2 separate regions of the Homo sapiens genome follow, and region 2 is linked to region 1. Evidence: chromatin contacts called from ENCODE Hi-C or POLR2A ChIA-PET data. All regions are on one chromosome and are shown on one strand. The core of a region is the stretch at or near the end of the contact, and the rest is flanking DNA. Distances in the headings are between cores, read along the strand shown.

Region 1 (5,929 bases), core at 979-3,478:
TAGTATTTAGAATATATAATCATGTCTTTTACAAACGTGTAAAATGTTCTGTAACACTTGAATGGCTGCAGCTGTCAGCTCATTTTTTCTGGATTAAGTTTGGTCAAGAAAGAAACCGCCTCATTTTCTAGTTGTCATTTGCCCAGGAAGTAAAAGCAAAATTGTAATGAGGGAATCACAGCAGGAGAGCCTCCTAACAAATGAGAGGCATATATTGACTGGCAGCCAGCATGCCATTTCAGTGATAAATGTATTTTTATACACTGCTGTTCAAGGTCACTCACTGTTGTCCTTGAGTGTGCAGCCATCAAAAGTCATTCAGTTCACATTCTAAACAGTTCTAATAATCAGTGCAAAGATGCCTGACTTTAAAAAATCAGTTATTAATTTTATACAACATTTATGTAAATTATACATCTTGATATTTCACTGCAGTTTCATCTTGCTATTGTTGAAAATTGTTGAGAAATCAAAGAAGATGTAAATTTATGAGGCATTTGTGAGATGCATTAGTATAGATTTATTACAGTGTCCACAGAAGCCAAACTTAAACATGGATGAACTTCAGTAATTACCCCTTCTGTGTTTTGTGCTTCTTCAGTGTTTAAAATTCATAAAGAACTTTTATAAATCTAAGCATTCCAAAACAAAGCTATTATCAATTTAAGACTAATGCTATGTTTGAAATAGAAATTATACTAAAAAAATACAAAAAAGGACATTTTGCTTTTAGATCTGCCTCAATTCAAAGGAAATGTTGTTACTTTTTGAACAACATTTAAAAAGCACTCTTTTTAAAGTCCTTTAAAAAGTCCTTTAAAAAGCACTCTCTAATTACTCAGAGAGAGTGATCTAGTTATTCACCATTTTGTTACTCAAAACTCAAACACACTTTCTAAATATAGAATGAACAAAACCATGTTGTTACTCAGGTTTTTGATCTCCATAAATAGCAAAATGTTCAGGGATTAATCTAGTATTAAATAGCTGTCTTTTCAAAGTTAAATTAGATGCAAAATGTAATGATTTGGATCACACGAATCTTTCAGTAAATATTTTTTAAAATATTATGATTGTTGGATTTAATAATCCTTACGTTAAATATGTGTTCACAGTGCATATTCACAGAAAATCACGGGGCCCTTTATGGTCTGTCTTCAGACTAATTTGCCAACTATGCTTATCTGACTCCACTTCATTCCTTGCACTGTAAATATTGATCATTCTGGAGGGCTTTTTGTTTGTTTGTTTTTCCCCAACAAGCTATACTCTCCTTCCTTTAGGCTTTTGAATATAGTATTCCCTCCGCATGGAGGGTGTGTGTTATACCCTTCACATTATATGTATGTTATATCATACCCTCCGCATTATATTATACCCTCCACATGTGTGTATGTGTGTGTGCGCGCACACACACACCCTAGCCTTTGTAATCATTCATACCCAGAAAATCTCCAAGGTTTCTCACCTGGCCTACACAGTAATCCCATAATTTAACTTCTACCTGAGGTTATGGGTGTAGGAGGAGGTAAATGAATGTCTCCCTGATTTTAGCTTAGAGCTTTGGATGAATCTAATATCTAGGAGCTCCAGATAGGTAATCTCATACTTCCCTCTGACATCCCACACATACCACCCTGGCCTAGTACCACACATATATTCCTCCTGTATATCCAGAGATGTTAGAAGTTATATGTCTCTGGTGTCTACAGTAGACAATTAAGTTCCTTGGGGCTGGCTTGGACCTTGAAATGCTTTTCCCCATAGAAACTATTATAAATAGTACTTAGGAGATTGAACTGGCACTATAAATTCTACAACATTAAGAATTCTCTTGGCTTTTGGAAACTGGCCCAGAAATCTATCTGTCGCATTGTTCCTGTTTAAAGGTGTGCAGAGTTCCAAACAACTGAATTCCAAACAAACTTTAGGACCTCTCATTTGATGGCTGCCCATGTGGAAACACTGCAACCTACTAAACGTAAAAATGTCACTAGCAGGTCATTTTAAAAATTACCACATTGCATACGGAATAGCCAGGAGTGACACAGTAAATATACAGAACTACAAATAGAAGGATTTCTTGTATTTAAAGTTATATTAGTTATCAATATTTTACAGATCAAAACAGTTCTTACAGTTTCACTCTTTTTTAACTTTGCAAGCAGAATTTGCCTTTCAGTGAGCCCATTATGACATTGAGTTCTGAGTTTTTCATAGCTGGAACAGGAAGTATGAGTCAGATTTCTCAGTGAAGTCTAAACTTTCCAAAGATGAAACCCATAAATGGCATTTGTAGTTCTGTATTAACTCGTACTCACACCTTGAGTTGAAGGCCTGTATCATATTTAAAGAGTACTCTTGGGTTTCCTGGTTGACTTCCTTTGTAATTTAACCTTTGGCAAAGCAGTTATAAACTCTGACACCTGAACAGTCATAAATTAAAAATCTGTATTTTATAATACCGTGTCAGGCATCTTAATGTACAATGCTGTATCTAACCACTAATCTCAATTGACTGTTAAATAGAAATGTTTAGCATAAAACTATTATCATATTATAAAAAACTGTTTAAAAAAATGATGTCCTTATCATTTCTAAACTATAAAAGCAACTAAATGTATGTTAAATAATTTTTTTTGTTAATAATCTTCCTTTTTTAAAAAAAGCAGAAGCACAGTTTTAGGGAGCATGCATTTACCATATAATATTACACTTACCATGTAATGTTATAATTTTAATTTCAACATTTAAAGTGATCTGGCAACTATGACTCTCATCTCTGAGCAAGTAAAATATTTTTATGGAAAAATAAAATAGTGCATAGGAGTATGAAATTGTTTATACCAGGAAAATCTGATAAACTTTAAGATTTCAAAGACAAGCTAATATGAAATCTGGAAGACTGTAAGCCAGTGACTTATGGTGGTTCTTCTGAGGGATGGGATTTGATGAGTAAGTATATTTGGGTAGGGTTTTCAGTTTTATTATAAGTACCCCAAAAATAGTAGTACTATAGGTAATTTTTAGTTTCTTTTTTTATATTTTTCCCGGTGTTTTTCAAAGAAAAAAATATTTAAATCAGGGGTGTCTTAATCTTTTGACTTTCCTGGGCCATACTGGAAGAAGAAGAATTGTCTTGGTCCACACACATAAAATATACTAACACTAATGCTAGCTTATGAGCTAAAAACAAAAAATCTCATCTTTTAAGAAAGTTTATGAATTTGTGTTGGGCCACATTCAAAGCCATCCTGGGCCGCATGTGGCCCATAGACCACAGGTTGGACAAGCTTGGTCTAAATAAAAATTATGCTTCTACTAAAAATTATTTTTGCTAATGCAAAGTTCATATATAAAGTCTTTTAAGCCTCAGAAGTGTGTCCAAACTACCTTCTCATATACTTACTCCTAAAGGAAAATATTATATTAAATGGAAAGCTTCTGGTTGAGTTTTAGATGCTTTTTTCTTTAAAGTGAATAAAATTAGCATGCATAGTATTAAAGTGTGCCCTTAATAGCATCTGTAATAAGGCATAGAATGTTATTTTAAGGCACACGTCTCTGGGTCACATGCATGATAGTAATTATGAGCAGATTACTAACAAAGTGCATTCTGTGTTATAAACAGAGAGCATCACAGGATTCACGTCTGCTTGGAAAGAACATAAGTTAAAACATCAAAGCAGTTTTTTTTTTTTCTTCAAGATTGTAGTTATTTAGATAGCTTGTCAGTGGTAGTGCAACAAGTGGGCTTGTGTTATTGATTTTCACCTGTATTACCACAACATTTTTCATTGACAAATATTAATTGCTTATTAAGTACTAAAGAGTTTGATGGTCCAAATATTGAATTTTGTAATGAATTGACCTTTTAGTTTTGCTTATCATTAGGCAGTATGATTGCATTAAAGATACAAAGGTTTAAGCCAATATATCTCCCACTTTAAGAACATTAAATAGATATTCCTCTAAAATTTAATTTTAGTGATAGGATATTCACTTTCCCTTTCATTCAGGTAAATTACCTTTGGCCAAACTATAGGGAATGCTTATATAAATATGAATTGTGTGGCTATAATTAGTAGTAAAGTATCCAGCATTTTTTGCATTGATTCTAGCTTATGAATACAGAGACTAATTGAAATTTGTATCAAAACCAAATTGGTGATTATGATCACTAATGTAGATTTTTTAAAGTCATTAATTTGGTTAATTTTTTTGTGTGTTCGAGAAGAATCTGCATATCTAAGTGAGCAACCAGTACATATGTGTGTATGTATGTATACAGGCATGTACATCCACAAATATATACAAGTTCCAGTTTAATTCCTTTTTTGTTATCTTTCCTAACTTTTTTTTTTTTTTTTGAGACGGAATCTCGCTCTGTCACCCAGGCTGGAGTGCAGTGGCCCAATCTCAGCTCACTGCAAGCTCCACCTCCCGGGTTCACGCCATTCTCCTGCCTCAGCCTCCCGAGTAGCTGCGACTACAGGCGCCCGCCACAACACCCAGCTAATTTTTTGTATTTTTAGTAGAGACGGGGTTTCACCATGTTAGCCACGATAGTCTCGATCTCCTGACCTCGTGATCCACCCGCCTTGGCCTCCCAAAGTGCTGGGATTACAGGCGTGAGCCACCGCTCCCGGCCTCCTAATGTTTAATAGTATATTTTTTCTTTTTATAATTATACTTGGAGAAAAAAATAATTATACTTGGAGAAATCTTAAGTATATTATACATTGGGCTTTCTAAAACATAATTTGTGGATAACTGATGAAATTTAAAGTTAAAATTAGAGAAATTAGAGTGTTTTGAGTTGGCAAGTATTTGTAGATTAAAATGTTAAATTTAATTCAAATATATGTTTTTGATTGCAGAAATTTGACTTTTTAATAATTGATTTTCTGATCTCTGAGTCAGATAATTACTACTTGATAAAGGGTTATCATTTAAAAGTTTAAATACTGTCAACCTTCAAAGCAATTTTGTTATTAACTACATTAATTTATCACAAAATCCTCTTTTAAAGGTGATTTGTACATTGGGAACAACCTTGAAATATTTAATTTAAAAATAAAATATTAGATAAAATATTATATTTCAGGTCTACAATGTGTACAATGAGCCCAGGTCTTTCTTTTCTGCCCACCCCTTATACTGCTAGTGTCTCCTGTCGTTTTATCCTCATCCTTTTGGTCTTTTCACTCTATCTACTCTTCATGGACTTTCTCAACCATTTACATTGGATTTTTTAACAAACATTCCTGGAGAAGCTGCTGTGTACCAGGAACAGGGCTGAGTGCAGGGTCTATTCCTTCCACATCTCTCTATGTGCTGGTTCCTCCCAAATCTGCCTTTCTTTTCATAAACCTGTTCCTAAGCTCCAAATTCATTTTCCTCACTCTCTAACATATTTCTGTGTGCTCAGTCCCTCCACCTGAATTCTCACACTGAGCTCATTATTTCCTCTGACACCTTCCCACTGATCCCTATCCGCCGCGCCCTCCCCAGGGTCTTCTTTCGTTTGTGCCTTCCCTGTCCAGGTCACAGCAGCACCACCAGCCCCGCTTGCCCTCTCCTTCCTGTCCATGCCCACTTCCTCATTCAGCTCCCCATTTCTCTGCTACATTTGCTTCCCAACAAGTCCTTCTTCCTTTCTGTTTCCCTCTTCTCCACCCTCTGCAGAATTTTCTTAAAACTAGTCTGATCTGACCATTCTCATATTTAAAAACTTCAGAAAACTCTCTATTGACTATGAATTAAGTCCACATTTCTTGACACCACAAGAAGGCGGCTTATAGCCTGGCCATAGCTGCCTTTCTGCCTCGTTTTCAAGCCTGCCTGTCTCCACCTCTCCTCGCCCCCTGGTGCTCCCCTAGGCAGAGTGACACGGGAGTGCTGGCCGTTTTCTTGGACCCCTCTGAAG
Region 2 (5,654 bases), core at 742-3,241, 370 kb before region 1:
TTAAATGTAACAGTTCCTTACCAATCAATGTCTGCAGTTATGCTTATGCTTAAGTGACACCACACTGATAGAAAAAACCTTCCTTCGCAGCAATGTTTCCCCAGTTTTCTCACTTCAATCAATATTTATTTATTATTTTATTATCTCTCCCACTGCTATGGTAAGGGAGAAAAACAATATATCATTGAGGGACAAAAATATAAAAGCTTCGACGGGCCAGAATTAGAATAAGTGAACTAAAAGTGAGGTGAGGTTCCTTATTGAAATCCTATCTTCCCTTTTCTACTGTGGCCTAGATACTTAATGTACTACAGGTATTCCCCTATTATTAAGAATACAGACATCACAAAATTGCTAAAAATGAGAAGACACATTTATAGAATTCTAACATTCCTTTTAGGTGTTTTATATATATGACATCACTTATCCTTTTAAATTTAGTAAATGCAAAATTCCGTATATCATATGGGTACTCTAGCCCACCATATGAAATGCAAGGTACTATCCTTTTTCAATTCAGTGTAAGAGAGACTGGTCCAAAAATAAGTCTTAACTTGTTTTCATATCTATCTGCATCCATTCCCTAAAACGATATAATCCTAATGCCACCATTTATATACTCAACATTTAGTGAACCATCTAGTAGAAACTTTGTTTTTTGCTCTGAAATTCAAAATGGAATTTTGTGTTTATACAGTTATTTGGACAAGAAAGTGTGTTACATAAACAGTGATACCAGCAGTAGACTGCTCCAAGTTAGATGTATAAATAACGCCAAGGGGTCAAGGAAAATAAAGCGGAAACCTCTCATACTTCTAACTAAATACTATCGACATACACAAGGAGAGATCTGTGAAACACACACACACGCTGAAATCTTGGTTCTCAACGCCGAGTTCCAACATGTCATTCTTACAAAGGAACTTTACTACACATCCACTATAAAAGGTCCACCTTTTCTACGACCTATAATTTTGTTGATATTTACCAAAGACAGTTAACATTTTTCAAGATCCCTGTCCTCTTAAGTGAAAAAACAGAGCCGGGTCAAACTAAGACATCCGGCCAACTGTCCACCTGAAATATATTATATATGTACTGTCGTGTGTGACCAGTTGCAATCGCATACATAGGGGAGCCTAAGCTACAAGTTAGTGGCCGAACGAGGAAGAAAAAAGTTCAAATAATTTAAAAAGCACCCTAACCCAACGTTAACTTAGTTCGAAATGCATTAGCAGAAATTCAGGACTCAGAGCTACGCATATTAGTTAGATCGCCCCATCTGAATCTTCAAAGGCTTTAGAGAGATGTAGGTGGTGAAGAGAAACAAAGTGTTCGGTAAATTAAGCTTTTGGAGCTCTGGAGATGCAAATGACAGCTGGCTCTGCAGAAAGAAGGGGTCAGGCTCAGGCAAGGGTGGCTGCGGAGACTCCCACAGGCTGGAAGGAATAGGGGCGGGCCACCCCCAAAACCAGTTTGTCAAAGAATTGAAAAGGAGCAGGTGAGAAATCTCCTGAGCTGGAGAAGCCGGCCAGCCAGGCCCCCGAGCCCGTCTAGGAACCCCTGTGCATAAATGGGGGTTCACACCCGAGAAACGAGGCCTAATTCCGGCAGCTCCTGGGGCTGCGGCGACTGCCGGACACTCCGGGGCAGCAGACGGCTAGGAAACCAGGGCCAACAAAGAGTGAAAGGAAAGCAAGGAAGGACAGACGGGGACCCACAGAGCTCGAGCCTGGCCTCACCCTCTCATGGTGAACTTGACCACGGCGAGTCTGGAGCCCGCGCCGCTCAGCTCTGGCTGGAAATCCGGGTCGCTCCCGACGGGCTTCACCCCCACCATCCTCACAGAGAGCCCGGCAGGGTGGCCGCGACGCCACTGGCTTTGAAACTGAAGGAGAAGACGATCTGGGAGAGGAAGGAGAGATGCTCAGGAAGGCCGAGGCCTGGACAGAAGAGGTGGCGACCGCCGAGTCTTCTCCCGGGACTCTCAGTGCCGAGTCACGCCAGGGAGCGGAGCGGCCGAGGGGGCGGGGAGGGATGGGGGAGGGGAGAGGAGGAGGATGGGAAGGCGTGCGGCACCCAGCAGCCACCGCGCGGCAGGGCCCCCGGCGTGACGTCATTTCCGCGTCGTCCGGTTTGGCCTTCAGCGCCCAATCCCAAAACGCGAAGCGTAGTCCCACCCTCGACTGAGTAGCCTCGCGCTAACTTGAGCGGCGCAGGCGCAGAGGAGACGTGTAGAGGTCACGTGCGCAGGCGCAGACTGAGACTCAAAAGTTGGCATATGCATCCGCGTTTCCCAGATCTGAGGCTTTTACGGAGGAGGTTTCTGATTTGTAACAGTAGAGAGGAAACTCGTTTTACCCCGGGGTTCTTAGCTGCTGTCCAGGGCACCCACTGGAAGTACTTTGAAGATGCTCCTGTACTGTATTCGGGGCAGGTCTACATACAAGACAAAATAACGTTTAGGAATATTTATTAACAGACTTAATTACATATGGGGCGCTTTCTGTGCAGTCATTCAGAAAGTATCGTGCACCTGTCTTTAGGTTTTGACCAAAAAGATGAAGACACTATCCCTCCTTTAGGAAGTTCACGGTCTAGTGACCGACGCAAACAATAATTTGAATAGGAAGCGGTGGAGACTAACGAGATGGAAGGGTGGGGCAGGGTAAACTTGCTAGGAATCTGACTCCTGGATTGAATCTTTAAAGAGAAGCAGGGGTTAGATGGATGGTGAGAGGTAATATTCCAGGCAAGGGGACCACCAGGTGCAAATGCATGAGTTGAGAGGGTGGATAAGAAGAATAGCTAATATTTACCACATGATGTACCAGGCAAGACATAAGTTCTTTATATGTGTACTAGTTCATTTAATCCCTGTGAAGTAGGTTCTGTGATTTCAAGTCAAGGCAGGCTAACGCCAGTGTACTCTTTTAAATATTAGGCTAGGTGGCAAATTATCTGTCTTTGGATTTAGCTGGGGAGATGAAATTGGAGGGAAGGCCAAGGTCAGATAATGACTAGCTAAGGAATTTGGATTTTGTCGGGAAGAGAATGGAAAAATCATTTCAGGGCAATTTTGCAATTACAAGTGTGGTGAAACTCCCGTCTCTACCAAAAATACAAAAAAGTAGCCGGGCGTCATGGCGCGCACATGTGGTCCCAGCTACTCGGGAGGCCGAGGTGGGAGGATTCCTTGAGCTGGGGAGGTCAAGGCTGCAGGGAGCCATGATTGCGCCACTGCACTCCAGCCTGGGCAACAGAGCCAGACCCTGTCTCAAAAAAAAAAAAAAAAGGAAAAAGAAAAAGTGTCTTCAGAAAAGCCCTCAGGTAGCATCAAGGAGGATGGAAGGCAGTGAGATCCATTTAGGAGGATACTGTGGTGATCCAGGAACTAAATTAGGAAAGCATCTGCAGTGGAAATGAAGAGGAAAGAACATGTTTGAGAAACAATTATTGGTCCAATTTAGTGAGATGACAGAGGAATTTAAAATAACTCAAAACATTTCAATCGTGTAGCTTTTTAAAAATGAGTTAAAATGCCTGTAGGACATCCAAGTGAGAGATATAGTAGATCGTGAGAGGGATGAGCCTGGAACTAAAGAAAAAGGACTAGGACGACGTTACAGATTTGAGAGTCATCAGATTGGGTGATAGTTGAAGCCCAGGACATGTGAAAAGAGAAAGCTAAAGGTGTTGCAGAAACATATTAAAATAATTAATTCTTAACTGAACCCAGCCACACCAGAGGCACAGTAATTACATTCCTTTTTCATGTGGTATCAGCACATTGTAATGGTTTTAATAGACAGAAGTCCCCATAATAAATATTTGCTTTTTTTTTTTTTGAGACGGAGTCTCACTCTGTCGTTCAGGCTGGAGTGCAGTGGCACAATCTCAGCCCACCACAACCTCCGCCTCCTGGGTTCAAGCGATTCTCCTGTCTCAGCCCGCCCTGGGTAGCTGAGAATACAGGCACACACCAGCACGCCTGGCTACTTTTTTGTATTTTTAGTAGAGACGGGGTTTCACCATGTTAGCCAGGCTGGTCTCAAACTCCTGACCTAAGGTGACCCGCCCGCCTCGACCTCCCAAAGTGCTTGGATTACAGGCATGAGCCACCATGACCGGCCTTGCTACTTAAATTTTATGGCCATGCACAAACTACTAACCTCTCAGAACCTCAGCTTCCTTGTCTGTGAGCCTTGGATTAATAACACCTGCCTTCTAGGATTGTGATGGTAAAAGGTTATATTGGATGATGTTTATAAAGAACCAAATCATAAGATACTTGATAAAAATGTTTATAAACAGTGGTGTCTATTCAGCTAGTCAGCTAGGGTTGCTATAACAACTCAGTCTTTGGCTATAACAATACCAAAGACTGAGTGACTTAAACAGAAGAAATGTATTTCTCACAGTTCTGGAGACTTGGAGTCCAGGATCCAAGTGCTGCTGGTATTGGTTTCTCCTAAGGCCTCTCTTCTTCACTTTTAAATGGCGGCCTTCTCACTGTGTCTTCACATGGCCTTTTCTCTGTGCACACACACACACATGCACATACAGTACTAGTCTGTTTCTCTTCCTTACAAGGACACCAGTCCTATTAGATTAAGGATCCACTCTGATGACGTCACTTAACTTTAATTACCTCCTTAAAGGTCCTATCTCCACTTAGCGTCATATTGGGGGTTGGGGCTTCAACCTATGAATTTGGGTGGGGTGAGGGAGCACAATTTATCCAGAACAGATGGATTATTATTATTCTCAACTGTCCTTCCAGTTTTGCCTAAGAAGCAAGTAGAAGTGGTCTCCACTACAGCAGCTATAGTAGATATGAAGGGAGGAACAGGGCTTATGAAAGCAAGATAGATTATAGATTCTTGAGAAGCAAGATGAAAAGAGGCATTGTAAAAGTTAGCTCTGATAGAGACACTATGTGTCCCTCCAGATCTACTCTCTACCTTTCTTCCCTCTGCTCTCAGCCCTAGGAACCTGCCTACATGGACTGCATCAATAGGATCCTCTGTTCGAGCTTCTTGAAGAGATTGGAGGGTAGAAGAAAATGAGATCCAGTTAGTAATTCCCTTAGCTCCCTTCCTGCTGTGTTGCCACAGGTTGTCTGTGTCTCCACCAAAGGCCACAGCTCTTGTCATACCATTATCCTCTTTGAGTTCCTGCAAACACTGTCTTCTATTGTCTCTTTAGACATAGAAGTAGAAATCACTCCTGGGTGTTGGCAGCACCAGGATACCAACAGAGAAACTCCGGGTCAGTCACCTAGTGTAAGGAAAATGGATGTGATTTGGTCAAGAATAGGCCAAGGTAAACATCCTGTGTGACTCATTGAGTTTGGAGCACAGACACATAACTCCACTTGTTATATAATCACAGCTATGTAGCTATAACATGGGAAGGCTCATCGCCTGGTTTGGAGGCACTATTGTTTGTAAAAGGTATAACTGCCCTGCTGACACTGTACATACAGCACGGCATGGCTCGACTCATGCCCAGAGAGAATTAAGCTGCTGACCCTGTAAGGGAGAGCTGGCCTTGCAGACCAGGGAATGCAGCTGCAGGCGTGGGAGTGGCAGAGCCGGAGCAGGCAGCCGAGACAAAGACACACAGTGTAAGAGAGCTGCTGAGTAAAACCA

What was found. Hi-C counts contacts between places; a loop is a spot of excess contacts on that map. ChIA-PET counts read pairs that join two places held with the same protein, here RNA polymerase II (POLR2A). Pooled maps may share reads with other maps.
Region 2: a map of naive thymus-derived CD4-positive, alpha-beta T cell shows a loop between it and region 1 (2.9-fold over the local background). The contact joins the promoter of TXNL1 here to the enhancer-like site in region 1. A Hi-C loop is called at or near these places in 1 of 168 maps with a recorded cell type or tissue (naive thymus-derived CD4-positive, alpha-beta T cell), 3 of 37 single-sample maps with no recorded cell type and 14 of 50 pooled maps. POLR2A ChIA-PET finds 5 or more read pairs at or near these places in 1 of 52 experiments (GM12878).

The regions. Positions count from the first base shown.
Region 1 is chr18:57,002,628-57,008,556 of GRCh38, forward strand. All of the region lies in intron 26 of WDR7 (WD repeat domain 7), which reads left to right. Among named protein-coding and RNA genes, the nearest start is that of WDR7-OT1, 34 kb to the right of the region's middle. RefSeq lists an enhancer at 2,351-2,400. Within about 2 kb of position 2,229, at least 2 of the 41 ENCODE cell types and tissues checked have a DNase peak (open chromatin) inside an H3K27ac peak, as active enhancers do; they include GM12878, where a contact is called at or near this core.
Region 2 is chr18:56,636,601-56,642,254 of GRCh38, forward strand. It overlaps TXNL1 (thioredoxin like 1), which reads right to left and starts at 1,992. Exons shown (of 8, transcript NM_004786.3): 1 at 1,743-1,992. The coding sequence starts at 1,840. RefSeq lists enhancers at 1,044-2,029, 1,811-1,870, 2,030-3,014, 5,158-5,452 and a silencer at 2,021-2,230.